Linked DNA regions of Homo sapiens: region 2 is linked to region 1. The links are chromatin contacts, found by Hi-C in ENCODE. All regions are on one chromosome and are shown on one strand. The core of a region is the stretch at or near the end of the contact, and the rest is flanking DNA. Distances in the headings are between cores, read along the strand shown.

Region 1 (5,213 bases), core at 2,464-4,963:
AGGAGTTAAATTCCAACCTAATGTTATTCTAATAGAGTTTCTAATTTAAGGTTGATTGTTAATTTGACATTACAGTTTATGCAGTAGAAATGAAGTCCCGGGAGCATTTATAAAAATGTATGAGACCAGCGTGCTAAAACCCTATTAGGGTATTTTGAAGCACAGTCAAGTTGCATGCCCCCAAAATGGGTCTTATAATGAAGATACTGGTAAGCTCTTAAATAGAATGGCTCTACTACCTGCCTGAGAATATAAATTACCAGCTTCCTTGCTCTACTGGGTCACATTTCCAAGCTCCTGCTACTTGTTATCTGGATTCCTAATGGGAAAGGGTAGAAGAACACAGATGATGTTTCTATTGTTGCTGTTTGCAGGTTATAAGGCATATGGACACATTTTTTTTTCTGTCTGCCTAGCAATGGAGGGTCTCCATGGTATCCTAGCAACCATATTCGAACACCAGGCTGCTGCTCTTTCTGCCATCTCTACCATAGGTGCTGCAGCCCATCCCAAGAAACTGGGTCTGTTGCTAGCATTCCAGATCCTCTGACTTGAACCTTTCAAGCTCAGAGAACGCAAGACAATGTGATAAATAAGCACATGCTGAAAGCAGCATTTACCAGTATGCTCAACAACTTATTATGCAATCACATCCTTGGCATTTTGTATCCTAATCTGAATTGTTGAGCTGGTACTGTTTGCCACCCCTTCCCCGACAGCCCTTGTCTGCTTCCTCACACTCAGTTCTGACACCGGTTCTGCTTCCCTCTCACCATCTTCTGTAACGACTGTGTTCCTCAGCACTTCCTTAAAATTTATTTTCTGAGAAGTTCAGTATGTGCAACCTGTTTGAACTCTCTAAGGATAATTTTGTTTGTAAGAGCAGAGGAATTTTCTCCCTCCAAAACTGTCCTGTAAATATAAACAATAGCACAAAAACTTCAGCTACACAAAACAGATGTTTAACACAATGTGGAACTAATAGTACACTCTCAAAACTGTCTTATTTCTGAATGAATTTTATAAGCATACTACTCTCCAGCTTTTTTCATTGCTTATAAAATTCATATAAGCATTCCTTCTGGAGGCTCTAGGGGAGACTCCATATCTTGTCTTTTTCAGCTTCTAGAGGCTGCCTATATTTTAAGCGTGAAATTTATAAGCAATGAAAAAAGCTGGAGAGTAGAGTGAGAAGAAGAAATGCATATCGAGGGAACAAGAAAGGGCGAAACGAGATGGGTATTGGTAAAACTATGCCATATTTGCAAGGAAGTTGGAAAATAGTGATAGGCTTTGTGTGCAAGTAAATAGGTGACAAGACTGGAAAAGAGCTTGCAAGTAAGATAGTACTTTATGGATGAAGACTGCCATAGAGAAGAGACACCCAAATTAGAGTATATCGAAGGCTTGCCTTCTTAGGGAGCTATACTGAAGATAGTTTCCCATTAGACCAGTGCTTGTTTTGAATGCATTGTATTGTCCCTTTGAAATGCTCCTTAATTTGACATCATTGAGGACTTGGTGGTGTTTGTGCAGCCAACAGTGCAGAGGACAAGAATAAGGGCAACAACTCAGTGCATCCTGCTTCTGAATGAAAGCATCAAGAATTACACTGCTCATCATCATCAGATTGGGTAACATTTATGGAGCACTAACTCTGTGCCAGGCACTGCTCCTGTGCTTTATATAGATTGTCTCTTTCATTGATTGAATGATTGATTGATTGATTGAGACAGGTTCTTTCTGTCTTATTGCCCAGGCTGGAGTGCAGTGACACAGCCATAGCTCACTGCAGCTTCAAACTCCTGGGCTCAAGTGATCCTCTTGCCTCAGCCTCCAGAGTAGCCAAGATTATAGGCACATAGCACCACACCTGGATAATTTTTAATTTTTTTCTGTAGAGACAGGGTCTCAGTTGCACAGGCTGGTCTTGAACTTCTGGCCTCAAATGATTCTCCAGCATCTGGGCCTCCAAAGAAAGTGCTGGGAATACATATGTAAGCCACCGCACCCCACCTGATCATCTTTTTTTTAGGACAAAAACAACCCTATGAGGAAGATTCTGGATTATCCCAATTTCACAGCATGAGAAAAAGAACTCTGGGGCGCAGAGAAGTGAAGCAACTTGCCCACAGTCACACTAGGTTGAGCCTGAATTTGAGCTCCAGAGCTTTTCTCCTTAGCCACTAGGCTCTCTTACTGCCCAAAGGGTCATGGGGATTAGGTAGCTGCAGGAAAACTTTATGAATAACATATAGGTCATTCTCTGGGGTGTATCTGTTCACCAATAATTAAATAGGAAGCAGAAGGACTCTGGGACTAGTGGAAGAAATAATGTAGGACGGCGGTTCCCAAACTTTCCTGCGCATTAGAATCACATGGGGAACATAAAAATCCAATTCCTAGATTGTACCACAAACCAATTAAAATCAGAATGTCCGGGTGTTGGAAGCTACATATCAGTAATTTTTGATGATTCTCCATGTAACTTTAACGTGTAGCAAAATTTGATAACCACTCTAATAGGAAGATGACAAGAGGAGTGTGTGTGTTTGTTGTGTGTGTACATTTGTGTGTGATATTAAACAAAAGACCAGGATAAAGTGTTCATCTAAAGAGTTGAATGTCTCTATTGGCTAAAACCTTTAAGCACTAGGGGCCTGCGAAAGCATAGCTGGATTTTTTTTTTTGCCAAATTGTACGTGTAGACAAATTGTACGTGTAGTTTAGTTGATGCCTTCTTGTTTATTCTCCTAAACAAGTGATCATTTCCCTACCTAGCCCATTGGTTCTCAAACATAGCTGTATGTTACAATCACCTAGGGAGCTTTAAAACATACATTTGCTGGGCACCACCTCCAGAGCCTATGATTTAATTGCTCTGGGGTAGACCTGAGGTATAGGTATATTATTTTTACTCCCAAAGTGATTATAATATTCAGCCAGGGTTGAGAAACCTCTGCTATGACCCATTCATTGTTGATTGTTACAGACTACTTGAATTCCTATTCTTTGGGGAAGCACCTTTCTTGTTTCTTTTTGAGCAACCCAAGTCCCTGGCTTGCAGTGGAGCCAGGCAGCTTCAGCTCCCCAATCTCCCTAGCATCTGAACCTATCAGCATCACTTTAATCTCTGGGGTTACCTGTTAAGGACCTGGGGCACACAAAAGTGGCAGCAGCTCTGTTCAGTGGGTAAGTTTGTTTCCCCTTTCCTGCCAGCCAGGGTTCCTGGCCACTTTCAAATGTGACACACATTAGGATCAGCTTTCATCCCAAGTTTTTTGTTTGTTTGTTTTGTTTTTAAATTCTTGCTGAGGGCAGCTGCCTCTGTGGCCAGATAGTTTCTTTGGGTCCCAGCTCCTGCTATCCAATGCTAAGTTGAAGGTGAAACAATGATGAGCGCCTCTTGGAAGAGCAGTCCTGGGCTTGTAGCGTCTCTCTTGGTATGTGATGTCTCTGCAGCCAGCTACAGTTTTTTTTTTTTTTCCTACAGATATTTTATCCTTTTAAGGCAAACAGCGTGAGCTCAGGCTGAGGAGTACTTTCCGAGGAGACTTCAGAGAAAGCAGAACTAGCACATCAACCTTTCAGCCCCCTTTCCAGGAGGCTTGGTTTAAGTGGACAGATCTGGGCATTGCTGGCAGTTGAGAGGTCGGAGACGACACCTGCAATAAAAGATCTTGGTGTGTCCCTCATGAAGACTTCCAGGGGAAATGAGAATTCCTAAACCCTGTGGTCAGACCTCACTGCTGCCCCTATTGCCAGCTCTGTGTGTCTTTCCTGCCCTCTGTCCCCTTAGATCCTTGTTACAAAGTCCTCAAGGTGTTGCTAATGGTCTCTGCTAGGAGCCTATTTACATTTGTAATTTAATCATTACCTTCTCAGGTGAGGATCAGCCAATATAGCACTTTATATAAGCAATGAAAATAGCTAATATAATTGCAAATACTTTTTGATAAAAATAATCTTAGAATCGGAGTCAGCAAGGAGCTTTTCTGTCTTTTCCCCACTCCTAAAATATGAAAATGTATTCAGCTGACAGATAGTATGTTAAAACAGAATAGATGTAATAAGGCTACCCGGAGGATTGGGGACATTAATTATGCAGGGAAGTTAATCATAAGTAAAGTAAACACTTTCATTATGAATCCAGCTTCATGGAGTGCATTTGGTTATTGCGCGTAATTGGGGAGGGATAAGAGGAATTAGAAACAATGAAAAACATGACCAAAAACATGTGTTTAATTATTATGACTTAGCAGTTAGAAGCAGAATGATAGGCAGAAGTTGGTGGTAGGACACTGGGAAAATATCTGTGTCTTTGCATTCTTTTATTCCAACCTATGAAAGGATGGGAGTTCATATAAAAAGAAGAAATTAGTGACAATTTACTACCAAGATATACTACTTTCACCTGCATCAAAAATAAAATAATGTTAATTACTTTTGCCTTTCTAAAGATCATAAATGTAAATTAAACTTCAGATTTGCTTTAAGATAGATGTAATTTAATTCACTTCTACATAGAGGTGGAGAGAAAATAATGTAAGCTATTTACTTATGCTTTGGCTGGGCATAAAACATGAGTAAATACCTTACATTATTTTTATGTGATTATAATATGCATCAAAAAACAGATCTAATGTTATTGACCTTCTAATATTTAGTGTCATTTTCTCACTTTTAGACCCTACCTACTGTTAAGAAGTAACATTGTACTTCTTTGAACATGAGGTAATTATAGTATCATCCAGTCAGTTTAATTTGGTTAATTGGATTGAATGTCAATGATGACAAATACACTCTAGTTAAGCAGAATACTTGGACTATTTTCAGAAACAATTGTATTATGGTAATATCAAGCTTTCACCAGATCTTGGCCAAGGAATAAGGAGATAATGTGAGGAAAAAACATATCTTCTGGATATACTGTACATCATCTTAATGGTCCAGTTTTATCAGTAAATTATGGTTTTGACAATGCTTCTAAGTTTGGACTGAAAAGAAAGAAGAAAATATGGCCAGGACAAAAAAGAAAAATGCAAAATCTAAGTTTTGCTCCTCTGGAGTAATTGCTACAGATGGAAAATAGGGTGGGTTGGTCATAAGCTACCATGCCTACAGGTGGCTGGCAAACATGCTGTAAAAGGAAGCACAGCTCCACACTTGTATCTTCCTAATACCTACGTTACCTAATTCACTGGTGACTAAGT
Region 2 (6,035 bases), core at 1,768-4,267, 340 kb after region 1:
TTGACTGACTGCCTGGATGGGATTGGGGCTAATCAATTTTTTCCTGGGAGGAAAAGAATAAATGGAGATGAGGTTTCCCTAAAGGGAAGCCAATGCATTCTAAGAGCTATTAATGAACTTGGGACTGTCAGATGACAAAGGAACATTAAGTTCTCTCTGTTGTACAGTGGAGAGATTTTTTAAACTTAGAGATTATGTCATATAAGGGACAGTGCCCTGACATTTGTGCCAGAGACATCTGACAGGTGAAAAAGATATATGATAAAATTAGTGATGTGGAACCAAAAAAACGCCAGAGGTTAGATTTAAGATTAATCGAGTTCTTGTTCAGAGAGAGAGCCAATAATTTTTTTTTTTTTTTTGGTGAGCTATCTTCTTGTGGAGTCCCTGGGACAAGATTTGTCTAGTGTAGCAGCATAATTAAAGTTCTGCCCTATCAAAGAACAAGTGTTTAGATACATTCTCTTCTGAACTAGTTTAATGCTTGTTCATACCCAGGCACAAGAACAAAACTGTTACAAAACAAAATAACCCCAGAATAAAAGAAAATGAAAGGCTCCTCTTCCATTCTGGGATGTTGGGGGGCAGGTCTGGAAGATAAGCAGGAAGGGGAGTAAAGTCACTGTTTTTATGTCTGGCATTGGCTTGGGTTGTTTGCCAAATGGAAACTGGGGGAGACCTCAGGAAGCTTCCAGTCATGGTGGAAGTTGAAGCGGGAGCAGGCAATTTGCATGGTGAAATTAGGAGCAAGAGAATTGAGAGGTGGGTGCCACACACTTTTAAATGACATAGTATTAGTATTACTATCTGAATAGACCTCCTTCTCTTGAGCAGGATTTCTTAAATCAATCAGCTGGGAATCTGCTTAAAATGAAGATTTTTGGTTCAGTAGAATCATGTAGATTCAACAGAATTTGTTGGGACTCCAGATTTCTTATTTCTAGCAAACTCCCAGTTGATGCCCAGGATGACTGTATCTTAAATTGTAAGGCTTAATCATGGTTGCACCACAGATCACCTGGGGTGCTTTGAAAATTCTTGCTGCCCAGCCCACGTCCCTAAACCAGTGAAAACAGCAAATCCAGAGGTATCATCTAGGGGCTGAGAACCACAGTAGCTATAGGTCAAAGGTGAACCACAGATACATTGATTTGGCTGACAAAGGTTTCACAACTTTTCTTACACTAAAAACATGGGAAGATCTCACATAAAATCTGTACCTTCAGGTTGTATTAGGCCGTTCTTGCCTTGCTCTAAAGAAATACCTGAGACTGGGTAATTTGTTAAAACAGAGGTTTAATTGGCTCACAGTTCTGCAGGCTGTGCAGGAAGCATAGTGCAAGCATTTGCTTCTGCTGAGGCCTCAGGAAGCTTCCAATCATGGTAGAAGCTGAAGCAGGAGCGGGCACTTCACATGGTAAAAGTAGGAGTAAGAGAGGGAGTGGGGAGGTGTCACACACTTTTAAATGACCAGATCTGGTAAGAACTCACTATCACATAGACAGCATCAAGCCTTGAGGGATCTTCCCCCATGATCCAGACACCTCCCACCAGGCCCCACCTCCAGCATTGGGGATTACAATTCAACATGAGATTTGGGCAGGGGCAAATATCCAAACTATATCACAAGTCTTTGTTGAAGAAACAGTATTTCCACCTGGCTGCCATGTGCTGCAGCTATGGCACTCTGTGCCTTTTATTTCTTGTTTGTTTGTTTGTTTGTTTGTTTTAGAAACAGGGTCTTGTTCTGTCACCCAGGTTGGAGGGCAGTGGCATGATTATAGCTCCTGGCAGCTTTGAACTCCTGGCCTCAAGCAATTTTCCCACCTCAGCCTCCCAAGTATTTAATACTATGAGGCACATGTCACCATGCCTAGCTAATTTTTTAAAAATTGTTTTTTGTAGAGATGTTATCTTGCTATGTTGGCCAGGCTGGTCTCAAACACCTGGCCTCAAGTGATCCTCCTGCCTTGGCCTCCTAGAGTGCTGGGATTACAAGAGTGAGGCACTGTGCCTGGCCCCGATACCTTTTAGATAGGTCATAATCTCTCCAGGTCAACCCTGCCTGGAGAGACACTTTCCCCAGTTCCTCGTTTTTCTTCATGGCAACTTTTCAGGCTCTCAGAGCCCTGGTAAGTAGATGAACTGAACTCGCCTTTTTGTTATCTATCCTCCATGTCTGTCTCCTGCACACTTGCTTTGGTGCCCTCTCCAGAGCATCATGTCATAATGTCTCCTCTTGGATGAATGATTTGTAATGTATTCTTCCTTTAAGTTCTTGACTCACACAGGGCAAAGATACTGAATTGTTAGTTTGAGTTATGTTGCCCACTCATTCTAAGATCCCTATTGAAACACTGATATGGAAAAATACTTGTGTAGGAGTCAGGAGCTAGCCTGTTTCTGCTACTTACTGCTATATTGATACTGAACAAGTCACTTAACCTCTCTGAATCTTAGTTTTCCACATTTGTAAAATCATACAATTTGGAGATTGGACCAAATGTCTTTTGAAGATGCGAAGACAGCATCAGCCACCATTACTCATTCACTTCACAAGCTCTATTTATAGAGTGTTTGCTTACTCTGTGCCAGGCACCCTTGAGTGGAGAAGAGATAATGAAAAGGCAAGTTCAGTTCATCTACTTACCAGGGCTCTGAGAGCTTTAAAAGTTGTCATGAAGGAAAGTGAGGAACTGGATCTCCACACATCTCTATTTGCCCAAACAACCTGAGTTGTGCTTGATGTTCAGGCATGATTATTAACCACAATAGTTTCACTCCAAAGTGTTCTGGTTTGGTTAAGAGATCCAAACTCTGTAGTTAGGAAAGGATGGCACTGTGAGGTTTCTGTAAGAAAGGGGACTCCATAGGATGCCACAGCTAGGTGAGTCCTAGACGTTTAGCATGATGGGTAGTACAGAGGGGAGAAAAGCTGTGCCTGCATTGATTATTCACGTGTTTTCATGGGCCAGTTGCCGGCCCCATCCCCTCTGCTTTGCAACATCTCAGAGAAGTCCTGCTAAGCATGTCCCAACTCCAGGCAGCTCCTCCACACAGGGCAGAGTGAATTTGGCCAGACTTGGGGGACTCTTCACATACTTTGTCAGCTCCAACTTCAGCAGCCCTAACAGCACAAGTTCTAGTGATTGTTTTCTGTTTCTAGTCCTTTGTTTCTGTCCTTTTTCATCTTGAATCTTGTATGTTTCCAGGCCTCTGTCTAAGATTCTGCTGCTGAAATTCTCCTGCCTTTCCTTTTTAAGTTTCTTTTTTGTTTTTTAAATCCCTGGTGACCCAGCACTTCACGGGCCACACTCATGCCTGCTGCTGCCATCTAGTGGAGGTACCACAATGTCATGATTGCCTTTATCTGATCAAAACTGGGCTAGGTTATAATTTACTTAAAGGAATTATTCAGACACTGCTTCTGGTTTGAGGGAGGGCGATTGAAGAGTGAAGATGTTTTTACAAAGTATACAGCACTTGATCTCCATTGAAATAGGTTTTTTTTTTTTTTCTGAAAATGGATTATAGAAGCTAACCCTAAAAACACCAATGTACCGGTTCCTTACTTATAGAAGCCAAATAATAGTGGTTTGAAGAGTGAATAACCCAAGGATCTGAAAGAAGAAAGAATAACCATTCACACCCTGTTCAAGCAGAGTTATATTTCTCTATTCAAATCAAGTGTGTGACATCTTGCTTCTTTCCACATGAAGAAGAGATTTTCCAAAATGACACCAGGTTGATCAGCATACTCGATATGTCTGACTTCCTAGCCTGACCTGCAGTAGTTACGCAATCTCTTTCTCTTAATAATGACTTCGAAATTTCACATTGAGAATATAAATTCCATTCTTGCACTTGCAATTGCGTATTTAAAACAACAACCTACCATCTTTCTAATAATGTTGAAGAAGAGATATTTGCTTTCTTCATATCTCTTTGTCTTCCTTGTTCCTCCTTTTTCCAAAAATAGGCATCTATCCTGTCTCCTTTTCCCTATTTCTGGTTCATTCTGATGATTTTTTTTCTCCAGATTTCTTCCTACAAAACCTTCTGTTCACCATAAAGACTCTCAGTGGTTCTCATCTACTTAAGTATTTCAAAGGGATTGAATTTATTTTTCAATTTTTGAGAAAATTTGTTCCTTGTAATGATCTCAATATATTGGTATTCCTCAATATGAATAACAATTGCCAATTAATAATATAAACAAAGCAATATCTATATTATGATGGCTATAGCATTATTATTCCAACCTCCTGAGGGTTTATCTGGAAGGCTAAGATGAATATTTTTAGGACATAGTTCGCAGAGGTCACTGGAATATTTCATCTTCTGTGATTATTTTTTATTTAAAATATGTTGGCCAAAAGCAGATTTTAGAAATAAATGAATAGTAGTTTTACTTAGGGTAAAAATAGGGCATAAATTGAACTATGATCATCATATTAAATTATACTACCATATTATGTTTGCTACATTTGGAGCTGTGTCATGTTTAATATTCCTATGCTGCAATTGTCCTGAGACCATGCTTTCCAAAAATAATACAAAGACTCTTCTGTGCCTTTTGGACTATTATGGTACCTAAATTGAAATATCAAATTGCAGATATTTGAGACTCTGGCATTTTATTGTTGGAAAATACCTAAGATAAAACATACTCTGCTCCCTCTTAATTTTAACATAAAAGAATCTGAAGCCCAGAAAGCAAACTGTTATCCAGGGGTCACATAGCTATCTTTAAACCAGAGTTGAGTCCAGTTCTCTTTGGACCATTCTAGAGTATCATTCATTTTATTTATATATACATGGATATCTATATTAATGTTATATTTTTTCCACATATATTTCATAAATTTTATCTTATGAATTACAGATCTTTCAAATATGATACCTTTCCAATATTTTCTAAAGCAGTAATTTGAAAGAAAAATTCTTTCAAGAACTTTTTAGATTTTTTTTAAAAAAGGAAAGGCAACTATGGCGTTATAATCTTAATAGGTACCTGTGTTAAAATGATTTGAACTGTTGCCTAAAATTAACTGTCTTCTTGCAAGACTGCTTTGGAGGGTAGCGTTGATTATATCCATGTGATCATGTTTACAACATATTCCTATATAGGTACTTCTTGTCATCTTCCATGAAACATTTAAATAAGAATAACTGTGGAACAGTTACATGACCCCTACTAAGATTTGTTGTTATTAATAGGTGATGAAAGACCCCCATGTTTCTCTAAATTGATCTATCTTAGTGTTTATATTTCAAGGGTGCTTTAAGATGACACCATATTGCTTTTTTTCCTGATGCATTAGACTAGCCACAGTAGCAAATAGATCCTTCTGGTGAAGTCAAGAATTAATTCCCTCTTTTAATACCCCAGAAAGATTATTTTCCCTGCTATTTTGTTCTCTAACAGTTCAATTCTGTATTACCATAAGGAATGCGGATATACATTTTTAAAATTATTTTCCTGATTGATTCTTTAATATTCTACTTACACTTTAAATCTTCTGAACAGAATACAGCCCTCCCTCCTTCCTTTCCTCCCATCTTTCCTTTCTCCCTTCCTTCTTCATATACCATTTGTCCTGGCCCCTGCTACGTATCAGGTATTTTGTTAGATGCTGTATTTCTTGAGATTTTGAAAAGATTACCTCATAGATTTGATTTTGTTTAACTCTGAGAACTATATATCAAATTCATGATCATATTCTGAAAATTATGTGATATTTTATTTTAGTCTTTATAGTAATCTCTTAAGGAATGTGCTGAAACACAAATTATTAATGTTTCTGATCATTACCCTAATAGATTGTGCTTAATTAAATTGTTCCAGTTGTGAAGAAAATGTGTACACAACTCGGTAATCAATGTTTTGTCTTTCATGTAACTACCACTATCTATTAAAAAATACAGCTCTGCTACTTTGTATTTTTGCATTTATACAAATGAGATCAATGTTGTCTCATAATCAAGCCAGTTGACATGGTGGGAGAGATTTTCTTCAGTTTTTTCAGTTGATA

The links. Hi-C counts contacts between places; a loop is a spot of excess contacts on that map. Pooled maps may share reads with other maps.
Region 2: a loop to region 1 is called in a map of body of pancreas, with 2.3 times the contacts of the local background. The contact joins two enhancer-like sites. A Hi-C loop is called at or near these places in 38 of 168 maps with a recorded cell type or tissue (IMR-90, PC-3, Right ventricle myocardium inferior and 22 more) and 27 of 50 pooled maps.

What each region holds. Positions count from the first base shown.
Region 1 is chr10:51,080,043-51,085,255 of GRCh38, forward strand. All of the region lies in intron 1 of PRKG1 (protein kinase cGMP-dependent 1), which reads left to right. Among named protein-coding and RNA genes, the nearest start is that of PRKG1, 8.2 kb to the left of the region's middle. RefSeq lists an enhancer at 2,874-3,395. Within about 2 kb of position 3,714, at least 2 of the 41 ENCODE cell types and tissues checked have a DNase peak (open chromatin) inside an H3K27ac peak, as active enhancers do.
Region 2 is chr10:51,419,459-51,425,493 of GRCh38, forward strand. The region is part of intron 2 of PRKG1 (protein kinase cGMP-dependent 1); the gene reads left to right. Among named protein-coding and RNA genes, the nearest start is that of MIR605, 120 kb to the left of the region's middle. Within about 2 kb of position 3,018, at least 9 of the 41 ENCODE cell types and tissues checked have a DNase peak (open chromatin) inside an H3K27ac peak, as active enhancers do.